Regions from separate parts of the Homo sapiens genome. Here region 2 is linked to region 1. A link is a loop called in an ENCODE intact Hi-C map of the cell type or tissue named here. Cell type or tissue: endothelial cell of umbilical vein. All regions are shown on one strand.

Evidence for each region. Peaks named below come from ENCODE experiments on the same cell type or tissue, not always from the same donor. Only the 100,000 strongest peaks of a DNase experiment are listed, where the experiment ranks them.
Region 2: a loop joins it to region 1, with 2.3 times the contacts of the local background. A loop is called at or near these places in 3 of 110 quality-filtered maps.

What each region holds. Positions count from the first base shown.
Region 1 is chr2:238,860,528-238,868,527 of GRCh38, reverse strand. All of the region lies in intron 1 of TWIST2 (twist family bHLH transcription factor 2), which reads right to left. Among named protein-coding and RNA genes, the nearest start is that of TWIST2, 16 kb to the right of the region's middle. RefSeq lists enhancers at 3,139-3,756, 4,026-4,320. In endothelial cell of umbilical vein, no CTCF peak of the experiment used is centred here; DNase peaks (open chromatin) are centred at 1,037, 3,637 and 4,137; H3K27ac peaks cover 1,846 bases.
Region 2 is chr2:238,966,039-238,974,038 of GRCh38, reverse strand. No RefSeq gene overlaps it. Among named protein-coding and RNA genes, the nearest start is that of LINC01940, 44 kb to the right of the region's middle. In endothelial cell of umbilical vein, a CTCF peak has its summit at 3,364 (motif pointing right); DNase peaks (open chromatin) are centred at 438, 3,378 and 6,338.

The sequences.
Region 1 (8,000 bases):
GGAATGGGAGGAGACTGGGATCCGTCTGGCCATACCCCTTGAGTCTGCCTGACTTAGCCAGTCCCCCATCCCCCACTGAGGCTCTCCACCCTGCCCCTGTCCGAAGTGGGCAGGCTTGGGTTTTGTTTTTTGTTCTTCCAAACCCTGCTTAGCTGTGTCATCTGGACAGAAGCCCGACGCTTACCAGAGCAGGCTGGGGGGCGGGGGGCTCCCGGCACTTGGGCAGTCAGGTTTGAGACCTGGAGCTCACCAGCTTGTCTGCACCCCAGAGAGGGCCCAGGGGCTGTACTAGACGATGTCTAAGGGCTTCTCAGCAGAGCCCCTGGGAGCCACGTGCAGAAAGCCTGACCTCCTGGGCAGGTGCACCCAGAGGGAACCCAGGGCACGGGGCTGATGTGTGAGGGATGCCACCTTTGTGGGGCACTGCACTGGTCAGGGAGGTAATTCCGGAATGCCAGCCACCTTCCTAACTGCAGTGTTCCTTGGAACTTCCATTATACTGCATTTATTTTTTCTATCTTTCTTTCGTTCCACGTTTCCCGAGCCTCACTACATGCAGGAGGGTGGCCCCTCTCATGCCTTCCGCTGACCACAGTCTCTGCTCCAACACATTCTTCAGCCCACCTGCTCCTTCTGCTGGTCCCAGGGCCATCCGGCCATCCCCAGCCTTTGCCTCCCACTTCTCTCCCTCCCGCCTTCGAGGGATGCCCCTCAGCTCTGGGAACGGCTGCTTCCCTCCTGGCCTCCTAACTCACCATCAATTTCTTTCTGATGAGGATGTGACTGCCTTTTCAGTTTCTAGTTTCAGGGCACTCAATACCTAAGGGTTCCATGTGGCATCTGCCTTGCATCCAGCCTGTGCCCCAGCCTCGGCCACCCCTCTGTGATCTCAATCTTCGGACGCCTGCTTGCTGACAGCTCCTCCGTGCCAGGCCTGTGCCAAAGTGAAAATATTCTTTCCTGTTTATCAAAGGGTTCCCAGCCACAACTCTCTCCTCCCAGCCTCTTCCTCAGCCCACACCACCCCGGGAGCTGGCTGGGACTTCTCTTTATTGTGCCCCTGCCCCCAGAGCCACTGCATAAAGCCTGGTGAGAACTGGGTATTTTACTGAGGAGTGTGTGTGTGTGTGTGTGTGTGTGTGTGTGTGTGTGTGTGTTGAAGGCAGGACATTTTACTCCCCAGAATAATCTTCCATCCCAGATCAGATGAATCACTTTCCCCCAAGATGTCTCCAGGCTAGGCTGTACAGTGGCTTCCCCCTCCCTCCCTGCCTCCCTCTCCCTCTTTCTCCACCTCTACCCCTTCTCTTCTGCAGAAGAAATTCGGGGGTTGTGGCCCCTCCAATGTTACAGCCAGCCTCCTTCCCTCCAGCTGCTGGCTTCGAGGACGGAAAAGGCCCTCGAAACAAGAGGCTGGCTCCTCTGTTTGGGGCAAACACAAGACCCCCAGGCTGCCAGGTGCGTTCTGCTTGGAAGGCAGCCAGGGAATTGTAAATCACAGATGCACAGAAAACATGCGTTTGCATCAGACACAGTGTAGTTTCTTGGTGTACTTGGTGGGGAAACAGAGGCTCCCTCCATGACCCCCACTTGTGCAGGGCATGGGCTGAGCCGGGCATCCGGATACATGACAAGGACACAGTCCTGAAGGTGCTCCCGGGGTGACAGGCAGACAAACCGTCGCAGCTGCCAGGCCGCTAGGGGATATACGAGGCCTCAGGAGTCACCACAAATGCCAGCAGGGTGGTTAGAGGCTCCCCAAGGAGGGGACACTGGAGGTAGTCCTGTCGGGCACAAGGGAGATTCCAGTCAAGGGAGAGCAGCGTGAAGGCATGGAACATGAAGGCGCCGTGCTTTTCTTTTTTTTTTCCATGGTGGAGTCTCGCTCTGTCACCCAGGCTGGAGTACAGTGGCGCGATCTCAGCTCACTGCAACCTCCGCCTCCCGGGTTCAAGCAATTCTCCTGCCACAGCCTCCCAGGTAGCTGGGATTACAGGCACACACCACCATGCCCAGCTAATTTTTCTATTTTTGGCAGAGACGGGGTTTCACCATGTTGGCCAGGCTGGTCTCGAATTCCTGACCTCGTGATCTGCCTGCCTCAGCCTCCCAAAGTGCCAGGATTACAGGTGTGAGCCACTGTGCCTGGCCGAAGGTGCCATGCTTTAAGAACAAGCATGTGGGTTTGCTCATCTCCTCACCCCTGTTCTTACTGGCAACTGCTCCAAGTGCTGGGTACAGGGTGAAAAGGACAGACATGCTCCTGGCCTGGGGAGCTCGCCATGGAGGGTGCCCAGGGCTCAGAGGCAGCTCACAGAAGAGCAGGCAGGGCCCGTGCCATGGGGAACCTGGGCGGTGCCTGGCAGGCCTGGCCATCCTGCTGGCAGCAGGTGAAATGGGGGTAAAGGAACCTACATTCAGTGGGTCCCAGTAACACCAGATGCAGTGTGGGGTGCATCGTCCATGCTATTCCATTAACAGGTTAAGCGACGGAGTCAGATCAGTGACTGGGAAAGGTACCCCAGGCTAACCACACAAAGAAGGGCCTGAAGAGGGGACAGCAGATCCCGGGAGATGGGACCAGGAAGAAGGGCCGATCCGACCCCGGCGGGGCACTGTACGGTGGAGTGACTGGAAAGGGTTCATCACAGCGAATGGCATTTCCACCACACAAGGTGACATCGCACAGACTGTGGGGATTGCTTCCTACCTACACAGAGCATCTAAATTGGTGTATTCACTGGCACCACGTATAAAAAGGGACCTCTGAGCAGTGGTAGTGAGGGTTCTCTGGGTTAGGGGATGCCTGTCTAATGCCACAGCAAAAAAAAAAAAAAGTTCCAAAAGACCAGATGGCACAGCTGGCCCTGGCCCTGCAAATTCAAAGACTCAACCTGCAGGCATGTGGCTGGGCCACCCAAAGCCAGGAGACGCCAGGTGGGTGACGTGAGTAGGGCAGGGGTTTGATCTGCTCACTTCTGGACCCAGAGGCTTCTGTGCCCAGGCTGAAGCTACCCGATCTCCCGCAGGGAATCCTGACACGAGCGCCTCAGGCCTTGCTCCCAACACAGGAGCACCTGAGAGCAGACTGCAGGGGTGTAGGAACGCCAACAGGTGCCCGGCTGGATCCAGGCCCCCCTCACTCTCCGGGGTACTCCCTGCTGCATGGGGAGGTCCCTGTGCGCCGTCGTTTAAAGCAGAGAGCCCTGACATAATGACCCGACTCAGTAGGATGGGGCCATACTTGGCATGGAGGGAAAAATCTCATTTTTTAGATAATTGGACTGGCTGGGTTTGCTTCCTGGCTCTGCCCACAGCTCTGTCTATGCTCTCAGCTGAGGAGTTACGTAGGTCCCTCAGTTTCCCCTGCTGTGAAATGGGGGTGAAAGCACCCAGCTCACTGGACCATTCTGAGGATGAAAATAATTTTGCTTGCCCAGTGCTTGCATGCTTGCTGGGTGGACTTTCAACGAGTGGAGTGACCCCGTGTGGCTTTGCCATCGTTTCTCAAACCCTTTATGTCAGTTTGCAGGGGGAGAGAAGAGGCCCCTCGGGTGGCCAGGCCCACCGAGCCTGGCAGTAGATGCATCCTCCAGGTCCTCCCGGCAGGCCTTCCGGAGCTCTCTGCTCCTGGCGGATCTCCAGGCCTGGCCTGGCCACACACCCTGCACTCTGGACCTTCCAGGGGTCCCTAAGGAGAGGAAAACCCCTCACAGATGCTCAGAGAAGGGGACAGCCCCACAGGTGTTTCCCAGGGTAGGGTGCAGGCCTGGTGGGTGCCTATACCAAGTGGACCCCGCGGCAGGGTGGACCCCAGGGCAGTGTCCCCACAGAGCAAGCCACGGCCCCGCACCCTCCCACCTCCTCTTCTCCCGCACCTCGGAGGGTACCAGCCTCTGGGCCCCTGTCCTGCTGGTCTTGGCCGGGCCGGGTGGGCTGCCTGGTGCCCTTAGTTCTCCCCTCCCCAGGCTGACCTGGCCTGGGGGCCGGGTGGGGCGCGCCTTGGAACTGGGAGCCGCCTCCAACCCTGCACTCTGCTCCAGGCCTGGCCCATTCAAACCTTCCTGCTCTGTTTATTTGCACAGCCAGAGGACAAAAAGCCACGGCTCTGAGTCACTCCTGCTCCCAGTCGGCTCTGATTCATGCAGGAGGCCCGCGGAGGGGACTAACCCTGGCAGTTAACCTCTTGGTTTCTTTATGTCTCTACAGCAGTGAGCATCTGTGTCTTCGAACTGAGGATCAGGCCCCGATCGCCGCTCACAGTCGCGTGCTTGGGGTGTAATGTGGAGAAGAGAGGATACCACGGCACAGCCCGAGAGGTCCCCCCTCACCTCCAGCCCCTTCCCCCCATGCTGATGGAAACTTACAAATATTTCAGTCATCTCTCCGAAAAGGATTTGGTCATCTGGCAAAGGTGGTCCCAGAATTTGCCAGAAATATGCGTCAAATGTAGCCCAGGGTGTAAAGGAAGACAGGCTTAACGAAAATTAGATTATGGCGAAGAATCTGAAAGGAAATGAGAGATTCTGTGCCTGGTTGGTCTCCAGCCTCTGGGGAGGTGCCGCCTGGTGCTTCCTCCCTGTAGGTTCTGGAGAAGCTGGCACACAGGGATGCCCCCAGGATAGGGGGTAGACCTACTCTACGGCCGACCTCTCCTCAGTCCCACACATTTGTCATTCATCATACAAGGCCAGGGGGACACGTGGTTTTCATTTTTGATCCTGGTAAAAAGTGAATAAAACGTCTCTAGTAGCTAAGAAAGGGCTTTTTCTAGCTCCACTGAGTGAGTCGGGGTCAAAGCACCTCTTCTCAATTTGGGTTCGGGGAACAGCTAAGGGGTTCATTGAGGTTTTTTCCCACTTGCTTCCCCAAAGCTGAAGTGGTTTATGGTTAACAACAGATATCCCCAACTACGTAGAGAGGAGTGAAAAAAAGGCAGAAGAAATGAGGATGCTAACACTAACAGTGTGAGGATGAGCGCCAGTCCCATCATGAAGCGCCATTTGGGAACTGCCCAGCGGGTAAAGGCCAGCCAGGAGAGCTGAAACCGCACAGCCCTCACTGCCAAAGGACGTCGCCAGCTCCATCAGGGAGCCGCGCTGGTACATTCCGGGTGCATCCTTCTGAATTATCCTAACACGAAAGGCCTCTTCTGAAAATGATGGACGGGCATCTTTAATGTAGATTGCAGAAGATACAAAAATATATTCTGAAGGCCACTCTTTTGTATTACTTCAGCAAGTACCTAAGTCCTAACACCGAGTGGGGGTTGCGGTGAGGGCATTCCTATGTGGATGGCAGCTGTATTTTCACTGCACCACCTTATGATGGGACTGGGAGTAGTTGCCCTTCTCTGGAGGGAGGGTCGGTCAGCATGTGCCTGCCACACTATCTTTACAAAGCACTGGGCACCTCTGGATTTGTGTTCTCAAATTGCAGAAGTAATACAGGGCATCTGTAGAAAATCTAGAAATTAAAAAAAAAAAAACATAAGAAGGAAAGGAAGCTCTTTCATCAACTTTTGGTCCAGAGACATTCATTCTTGCCACTGTCTCTCCAGACAAACACACCCGTGCATGCACACACACACTTTGATCTTCCAACCTGAGATCGTATGAACTGCTCCATCCTACAATCATGGCCGTCACTTTATTAAACATCCACTTACAACACACATTTGCTGACTGCATAGTGTTCCAGCATATGGACCAAGCAGAGTTTATCCCACCTATTTCCCAGGACATTTTAATTTTGTCGCCAATATTAATGAAGCTGATATGAATTTCTTTGTTGCTCGGCAGCTCTGCCATTATTCACTTAAGATAATTCCTAGAAGTGGAATTGTTCATGCAAAGGGTATTTCCAGTCCTAGATCTTTTCTTACCTACCATCAAAATTCCTTTAGAAAGCTTGTGCAGCTTTTCTTCCCTCTGGCAAATAGGATGGCCTGGTTCCCCCACCTTCCTCAATACTGGGGTTTATAATTATGTATTTTTTCCAATTTAATAAAAAATAATATCCTTCTGTTTTATTTCTAATTCCTTAGATTATTGTTGAAGTTCAACACTTCACGCGTTTATTGACCAACTGAATTTCTCCTTTTATGAATTCATATTTTTTGCCCATATGGGGTAATTGTCTTTTTAAATTTTTTAAAGGCCCTTTTTCTAGTAAGAACATTAACCCATTGCAAAACAGATTGTAAATATTTTCTTCCTGGTTCTTCTAAAATTTTTGATTGTCATAGTTTTTTGGTATATAAAAGTTTACAATTTTAATTTAGTGAGTTATTATTTTGCTATTTTATTTATGATTGCTGGACTTGGAATGGTCAGCTTTTGGAAGCAGATGGTCGGAAAGGCCTGCATTAGTAAACACCACTTCAGCTCACTGGATGTTCACCACTGCCACCTGTAAGACACTGGCCTGATGTCCCGCTGTGTTCCGTCCACGTGTGGTTGTGGTGTTCCGTCCACAGCTGTGACTGTCCCTGCTGGCCTGGGCCATGGCACCTCAGTGGGATGAAATTATAGTAGGCCCCCTTATCCACAGGGATACACACCAAGACCCCCAGCGGATGCTCGATCCCAAGGATGGTACGGAACCCTATATATACTGTATGTGTTTTCTGTCTGATGACCCAGAGACTGGGGGGATGGAGCGGGACAGCTCGAGATTTCATCAAGATACTCAGAATGGTGTGCAATTTAAAATGTATCAATTTTTCTTCTGGAATTTTCCATTTAATAACTTTGGACTGTGGTTGACTGTCTGTAATTGAAACTTCGAAAAGCGAAACCATGGATAAACGGGACGGCTGTAACGGGATTCACCAGGAAGCCTGGCTTTGCTGTTAGTCAGGTGGTGGCAGGTGTGCTAAAAGGGACGCTGACTCAGTGCATTCTCTGACACCACGGTCTCACCTTCAGGGATAGTGAGATAGAGATAGGGAGGAGGAGTGGAGGAGACAAGGGCGGAACACTACCCCCACCGGGCGCCTAAGGGTGCCGACTTGCCTCAGAGCATCCAGATGGTGTCTCTGAAAGTCAGTTGGAAAATCAGTGATGGAGGTGCCCTTTCTAGTTACCCTACACTCACTGGGCGCTGGCTCCAGTGTCCCCCCAGGCATACAGAGCACAGGCTGGACATGGTAGAGCCTCCAATTTAGTTACCACGAAGCAGAAGTGGCCGGAAAGGAGAGCAGAGCATCCCCCAGGAAAAGCAAGTGTGCTGTGCTACGAATGTGAATATCGTGCTCATGAATCAAAGCAGCTGGGCTCTGCGCCTCGGCAGCTGTGGGAAGAACCCCTGCGGCGGTGACTGATGGGGGCCATGAGACCAAGATGTGTCTGGCTTGAGGGTGACCCATGTTCCTGTCAAGCCGACTGCACAACTTAACTAAGGAAGAGGCCAGGGCCCCGGCGGCCAGTCCTCCCATCTCCATCTGGAGTCCTCTCTCTTGGCAGCTTTTGGGAATCTCTTTCCCTTTGCACCTCCTCCCTGGTGGCTTCCTCTTTGCTCAGCAATGGGACTGGGAATGGGGGAACAGCAGCATCACACAGAACAGTTTTTTGTTTGTTTGTTTGTTTTGAGGTGGAGTCTTGCTCTGTCACCCAGGCTGGAGGGCAGTGGCGCGATGTCGGCTCACTGCAACCTCCACCTCCCAGGTTCAAGCGATTCTCCTGCCTCAGCCTCCCGAGTAGCTGGGATTACAGGTGCCCACCACCTCGTCCGGCTAATTTTTGTATTTTTGGTAGAACCGGGGTTTCGCCATGTTGGCCAGGCTGGTTTCAAACTCCTGACCTCAGGTGATCCACCCGCCTCGGCCTCCCAAAGTGCTGGGATTACAGGCGTGAGCCACTGCGCCTGGCCCGGAACAGTTTTTGTCTGCTTTTGGCAACTCAACCCTTGGTGAGATCCTTTGGGATTTGCTCCAAGTTCTCCTGATCCCTCAGTTTGGATTCTGAAAATTCAAACAATCCTGGAGCCCAACACCATCT
Region 2 (8,000 bases), 110 kb before region 1:
TGATGAAAAATTAGAATTAACTTCAAAATCCAAACAGGGTAAAGGGTAGGTAAATACTCTGCATTTTCTCGCTGGAATGGTTGCACCCATTGTCTGAGATAATTATGAAGACCAAACAGTAATAAGGAGAATTTTTTTAGGATGTGTTTGTTGAAAAAAGCAAAATGCAAACTTCTATTTGCACCATGGTTATGCCTCTGGAACAATTATATATATGCATGTACGATAGCCAGAAAGGAAGAGAGAAAAGTGAACACAATTTGTTAGGGTGGAGAGAACTGTGGGTTTTTAAATTAGATTTTCCCCCACCTTATTGTTATGCTATGAGCGCACTAAATTGAAAGTTAAAAAAAAATAGGTCAACATGTCTAAAAGAAAGAAATACTTCCCTGTATCCCCTATGTGCTGGACTTGGCACTGGTCAGAGGCATCCTGTGGCAGAGGCTGTAATAGCCCAGGGGTTTCCTCTGTGGTATGACCTGGGGACAGAGCTCTGCCTTGTCAGCAGGATGGACTCCAGGGACCGGGATGGGGATGGAATGCAGCTTTTTGCCGAGCTGCCTGGAGACAGGGAGGAGGAGGATGAGGAGGAGGAGGAGGAGAAAGGCTCTCTACCCTTCCCCTCCTCCTAGAGAAGATGTTTTTCCAATAAATAATTGTGAAGTCTCGAATGAAATATAAGCCTCATGAATTATCTTGGCATTTTTGGGATCCAGGAATCTTTCAGTGTCTGGACAGGGTCACAAAGGCTCTTGATGGATGCCCCATCTCCCCCCCGGGGGGGTACCACCTTCCTGATGATAATGACTGGGCCACCCCTTCCACTGCTCCTCCCTGCCACTCCCTCCCCCTGGACCTGGGGCTTTTAGCTTCACTCCATCATCCTGCGGCTCTTATCCTGCTTTTTTTTTTTTTTTTAAAAAAAATATTTTCTTTCTCTTAAGCATCTGAAGAAGGGAAGGGAAAATTAAGTGGAATGTGCTTTGGAAATAATTCATCAGAGCAGCTTTCCCAAAGTGGGTTTTTTGTAGGATGACCAACTGTCCTGGTTTGCCTGGGACTGAGGGGTTTCCAGGGGTGTGGAACTTCCACTGCTAAAACCAGGAAAGTCCCATGAAATTCCTGGGATGAGCTGGTCACTTCAGCCCCATGAGTCTCTATTTGGTAGGATGCTAACAGGCAATACATGAAAATGGTTGGCAACAACTAGATGAAATAAAGTCAGATACATTTGCTGCAGGCCTTGTCAGAGCCTCTGTATGCTAATCTGTTATATGCTCATACATATTCAAAGCAGGGTGTCCTAGGTGTATCGGAGCTTAAGTTCTCTATTTTTCTAAAATTAATTAATCTAAGAAATGTGAAGTTTGATGAAGCTCAGTAGGCTGTGCTGCTCAGGATACCCAGACAGACAGTTTCTGGAAGAAGTGGATCGAGATGCTACTCTCAAATAGTTGAAACCTGCCAAGTGGTGGACATAGTTCTCTCCAAAGTGCTGTTAGTGGGGTGGAGGAAGTCCTAAGGTTCACTTTTGCAGAGCTGGATGCTGGAAGGGGTGTGTTTTCAGGTGTGTACAGCCGAGGGATATGTCCTGACCACCCCTCCTCAGTCCAACCCATCGAACACGGAAAGGACGTCTTCCTGGTGAGAGCAGGCAGATCCGGGTCTCAGGGAGGGGGCCTGGGAGGGGCAGTCTTCCAGTGCTCATCATTCTGCAGCTGGTGCATTGGGACATCCCTACAGAGACACATTGCATGAGGCCCCATGTAGGTGGCATGCCTCACACCCTCACTGTGGGGGCCACAGAGTTGAGCAGTGAGGCACGGGCACAGGATCTGGGGCTGCCTGACTGGCTGTGTGTTCTTGACATCCCCACCCCGTCCATCTGTGGAAGGGCACAGGGAGCCTTGTGTGACACCAGCACAACACGTGTTTGCTCCCCTTTGGTCTGCTTCTGCAGCAGCTGGTGCACACACCAGAGGTGTGGGGATGGGCAGAATCCCGGCGCGTCATAGCATCTGGGGGCAAGGCTGGGGTGAGGGGAACCTTCTCTGGACAGGCAGTCTAGTCATGCAAGTCACAGGGACTTCAGTCCCTGCTCAGGTGGCCATTGCTGGGCAACCTCTGGACTCCTCCTGACCCTGACATCTCCCCCTGTCTGATGGGGGCCTGAGGGTGCCTAGAAGCTTCTCAGGCTGGGGCTTGCATGCTCCTTGACTTGACTCCGGGCTCAGAGACATGGGGGTTGCTGGACATTAAGAGTCCGCTAGCGGCCTCACACAAGGCTCGGTTCCAGCGAGGAAGCAGATTCTGGGGGCTTTGAGCATCCCTGTCTAGCCTGTGGTAACAGGAGGCAGGGGGCTATGGGTGAGTACCAGGATCTGCCCTGGGGGCCTCTGCCCAGGTGATGGGCTTCTTTCCACCTGCCTCTGGCCTTGGCAGCCTCCCAGCTGTGGGAAGATCTGCATCTGCCATGACCTCCATGGAGCCCAGCCCTGGTAAGTGGCCAGAGACAGCAGCTGTCCTGGGGGAGGCTGCTGGAGCTGGAGTTCACTGTCCTACAAGGGAGGCAGAGGCTGGCATAAGCAGCCCTGCAGTGGGCATGGCTGGCCATGGTTGGCTGCACATCCATCTGCCCCCATACACCAAGTGCTGCACCAGGCTCTGTGGCCCCTCCAGGAATGAGCAGTGAGCCCCCAACCCAGTCCTTAGTCAGGTGAGAAGTGTGTTGCTGTGCAGCAAGGACCACAGGCCCTCAAGGACTTGGAGGCATCAGGAATTCTGTTCCCATGAGGACTCGGAGGACCTTCTACAACGGAGGGGGATGCCATCTTGGGTTGCTGATTGAGACTAAGATTTTTGAATAAAGATGAAATGAAGGTCACTCTCTGCCTTTCTGGGGTATTCCTGGGAGGATGGGGTTCCAAGAGGCACAAGTGTCCTGTGGGCCCTTGTGGATAACTAGCGGGGGTGGGGGGCCTGACTCTGGGATGTGTGTGAGGCTGAGGCACCCAAGACTCCAGCCCGGCCCCAGGAACGTGCCTCCAATTTGTTCAGCGGGCTGCCCTCACACTCAGTGAGGGCTGGGTAGAAGGTGGCACCCCAGAGACCAAGCAGAGGGTGGCAAGAGCAAACAGATCAGACAGCTTGACGTCAAGGACAGAGAGCCCTCATCCCCCATCTGAACCCAGGGCTCAACCCCGGCCGCAGAAGAGCAGCACAGCCTCTGTGGGCAGCTACTGAGGTCAGCAATGCTGCCCATGTGGAGGGTGAGGAGAAGAGCCCCCAAGAGCATCCAGTGACCTGGAAGGGGCCACGTGGTCAGCCCCTGAGTCAGAGGCAAAGCCTGCAGCAGTTTCAGGGGTTGGCCACTAGGTGGCAGAGGAGAGCCCAGCACAGTCACAGGGGCCTTAGGTCAGCCTGGCTGGTCACACCTGGCCTTCGGCCTCCTCAGGCAGGTGATTGAGAGAGAGGAGGAGGGAGAGCCTCCACCGATGGTCTACAGTGGGCATGCATGGGGCTGGGGTCTGCCTGGTACATGTGAGGGTTGTGTGTCCAGCCTTGAAGGATGGCTAAGGACTGGCTAAGCGGAGATGTAGGGGCAGGAATTCCAGGGAACTGGGAACTCCAGGGGCCGGGGTTGCAGAGATTCCAGAGAACTGGGAACTCCAGGGGCCGGGGTTCCAGAGATTCCAGAGAACTGGAAACTCTGTGAGGAACTGATGCAGAGACTCGGGGACCCAACCCAGCACAGTGCTCTTGGGGAAAGAGCCCATCTGAACCTCAGCCTGAAAGCCCTTGGGTTGCAGGGGCAGGAAAATCCTGCCTAGGTGTCCACCCACAAGGTCTGAAACCTGCTCTACCACCTCCTCCCAGCCAGCCCTTTGGGGGAACCCACAACCTCCCACCTGACACCCACAAATTCCTACTCTCCCCATGCCACGCTCCAGATGCCAGAAGCCCTCTACCTGAGGCACCCTCAGTGCCTTCTGTTGGCATCTGATCAATTCTGGGTCCTGGCGTGACTGGGGCTGGGTACTGTTGAACGATGCTGGGGGGATGAGCCTTCTCCCTCCTCTCACATGGCATGAAGGCAGAGGAAGGGGTGGAGAAGCCCCATGGAGTCCACAAAACCAAAGGGAAGAGAAAGAGGGAGGAAGAGGAGCGAGGTAGGGCCCCCATCTGGGGCTTGATGCTGTGTGTGCCTCCTCTGGCCGCTTGCGTCCTGCAGAATCCTTTCCGATTTTCCACATTATTCTAGGAGGTTATTAACCATTTTAATTTTTATCCAAGAAATGTGGCACACGTAGGCACAAATCCTACCCAGCTAAGTGCCACCCTTCCTCAGGCTCATCTTGCGCTGGAGTCATACATTGGACCACAGCACCATGAGGCAAGGTCAAGTGTCCCATTGGGCCGTCTGGGCAGGTCACAGATGCGGAGGACAGATCCCGATATTGCACATCACGCTCCTTTCCTCTCTCCCTCTCTTTCTCTTCTTCTGCAGGTCACCATGTTGCTTAGGTGATCACATCTGCATGGGATTGCTGGGAGGCAGCTTTTCAGTCCTGCAAAATAATGGGTGATAAGATGAGGGGCTCCCCCATCAGGGTCCTCAACACCCCAGGCAAGGAAGCTCCTTTCTCTTCTCCTTCCACTGGGCAGATCTTGGGCCTCGGGTGCAGGGCCACCTGGGCAGGTCGGGCACCTGAGAAGGACTCGCTTTGATCAGGGGAAGGTCTGGGAAGGAAAAGCCAGACCGCAGCCAGCGTCAGAATGGTGCAGCGGTGCAGGGAGGGGTGCAGGAGGCAGCTCCCTAGCGGACCCCGAGGGCCTGAGGTCTGGGGACTGGTGTCCACCCCTGCTTGCTCCTCCTGGCAGGCTGCGGGCGGCTGGTAACCGGAGCCTCATGCTGAGCCTCCCACTGCGACTCCTGATGGAGCTGGGAGCTCACCCTGTCATTAGGGCTGGGGTCAGCAGAGGTGGTGGGTGGGGCTTAAACAAACCCATCAGGGCCCTGACTCTTTCCTCTGGGGCCCGTCACATAAATTTTCATTGAATGCCACTGCATTTTCATCCAGGGAACTGTCAGGGATATTTTGAGAAGGAACTGAGGGTCAAATGTCAGCATGGCTGAGAGCTGGGGGTTGTACGATGTCAGACTGCAGAGACAGAGGGGCCCCCAGGGCACAGGGCTACTCCCTCCGGGGTTCCAGGAGCTCCAGCAGGCCCAGCCCCCAGGATGGCATTGGAGCCTCAGCCCAAGTCTCAGGGCTGACCACACTGGGTAAAGAAACGATGACTGTGGTTCACGTTGGGGAATCAAAGCCATCCTCACTGTCCTCTAAGTGAGCAAACACATGGCAATAGGGAATTTAGGACTCCACAACCACCCGTTGTTCTTTTCTCTGAGATCTGCAAGCAAAGCTTCATACTTGTAGGAACTTCCCCATTGTCAGGGCGTTCTCTCACACATTAGCTTACGTGTCTATCACTCTATGGATGAAGCGGGACAGAAGTGAGTGTCCCCTTTACACAGATGCAAAGACTGAGGCTTCATGGAGCTGGGAGGCTGCCCAAGGCCACTGGACACGGAGGAGCCCGAAGCTTCTAGCTGCCCCCGTGTCTATTTTATAAGAATCTCTTTAGCGCAATGGGCCCCATCAAGCCACCATTTCATGTAGGTCATTAAAACCCTTGAGCAGCCCTCAGGCTTCACCCACTTTATCCTCGAGGCAGGGAGATGGCCACAGCTCAGAGTGACAACGTCCTTTGTCCAATGTGAAAGAAGAGGGCTTGGAAATCTCTCCCAGCCCCAAAACCAGAGTCTGGGCTCCTTCCCTGACGTCCTGCAAGCCCTAACGCTCAGCGGCGCTTGTGCTTGTTTGCATTTGACCTTGGCGTCTGTATTTGGCCTTGAAAGTTGCCTTGAAAGTCTGCTCCAGGATTTCCAACCCAGGAGGAGGAGGCATGAGGGTTTCCAGGCCCTGTCAATCTCTGACAGTAACCTCTGCCACCAGGCAGCCCCGTCCCACACTTTTTCAGCATGAGAGATTACATTCACCACCTCTGCGGAGATGAACACCCTTGAGCAGGCACTGGGCAGGGCTGAGCCTAAAGACTTTGCGGCCAGAGACAGGAGGCTGAGGGAGTTGGCCTGACCGGTGAAGCTCGGGAGGACTTCATAGAGGAGGTGCCCCAGGAGTTGGGCCTTGAAGGGTGCATGGGCGGTGCTAGGCGAGTGGGCGGTGCTAGGCAGGTGGGCGGGTCTGGGCTGAGCGCATCGCAGACGCAGCTGCCCTGCAAGGCTGTGTTTTTGTTGGCGGTATTGCTGCTGGAGCCATTTTCCGTTTGGAGGGCTCCTGATAGGAGAATGCGGGTCAGCGAGTTTAGAACAGCACAGCCCTGGACACGTGTCTGTGTGAGTGCGTGAGGAGAGGGACTAATTGGCTACTCTGAGTTGACGATTATAAAACCATCTCTGGTTAATAAAAGCGCCGCCATCTAGCAATTTTAGTTGTCCTGGTGGGGGATAGGAGATTGACCAAAGAGGAAGTCTTGCAGAATTAATCTACTGACGGGAAGGTCACAGGCTCAGCACACCCCGCCCCCACGAACAGTCCATGTCCAGGAATAACGGGGCTTCGATTCAGGACGCTCAGAGAAGGAAAACAGCTATTGGTGAGATGATGGAGAGAGGAGAGTGGAGGGCTTCTGGGAGCACTGCGGGGGCTGCGAGTGGTGGACGGTGCCGGAGGTCACAGACCAGGCATGGGTGGACGAGAGAACTCAGTCACTGAGAAGCACAGGACCAGGGCACATGCACGACACAACGTGGCAGACACACATGGGCCGCGCCTGTGGGTGACGAGCAGACATCTCCCACTACAGGTAAAGACAGAGGCTTAACCCGAAGCCACAGTCGCTCCTAGACAGAGGCACGGGCAGGATTGCAACTCGGGCGAACTTTCTCACTGTCTCGCAACTACACGGGTGGCTCTAGAAATGCAAGCCAAGAACTGATGGCTTCAGCGTCTTGGTGGGCTCCGGAACCGGGCTAGAGCCTTCGTTAAACCAAGAGGAAGACCCGCAAATCGCCCGGGTCGCCGGGGGCCAAGTACAAGTTCCTGCCTGTCGTAGGACTCAGCACAGCCTCACGTGTTATGGTCCTTGCAGGTGCTCTCTCCCGTGGGGTGCCCCGAAGACCCTGGGGGAGAACGCAAGTGGAAGTCACTAGTTTAGGGATGGCGGGGGCTGACCGGGGCTTCGAACCATCAGGAGCCAGTGCCCACCTGGTCACCGGAGGGACGGGGAGCCACGTCCTGGCTGACCACTCACCAGTGGGGTGGAGCCCTGGGAAAGCCACGCGGCCTCCGTGAGCCCCTGTCCCCTCGTTTCACACGGGGTCATCACGTCCCCAGCTCAAACGCCAGCGAGGAGAAGTGGGGGCTGCAGGCCCAGCACTTGGCACAGGGCCTATGGCTTCCTCCTTCTGTCCCCTCTGCCATCCCCTTTAAAAGCATTTCTTGGCTTCAGGTGGTAAGGCGATGGTGGGTAAGAAAAGCACCTTCCAGAACCACGGTGGAACAGCCCTGCGACGAAGTCACCCGGGTCACGGCGGAACAGCCCTGCGACGAACTCACCTGGGTCACGGCGGAACAGCCCTGCGACGAAGTCACCTGAGTGGGAGTCCTGACCTCGCTTCCTCCATGGAGGTAATTAATGGGACGGAGAGAGGAGCCGTGAGAACCAGGTCCCCACTCGCTGTGAACACCAACAATTTACAAGGCAGGATCTTGGCAATAAAGAGCCCTGGGGGCCGCCGCACTTGCGGTCAGCTGGCACGGACGCCAATCCCAGCCCACCCGTTATTTACTGAGAAAATACCACGGCTCCTCATCTGCTATTACACTTGATACTTGATCCTGATCCATACAGAAGCAAGGGTGTATTTAGCGACAGGGCAGGCTTTCCTCGCACACCAGGAGCATCTGACCCAG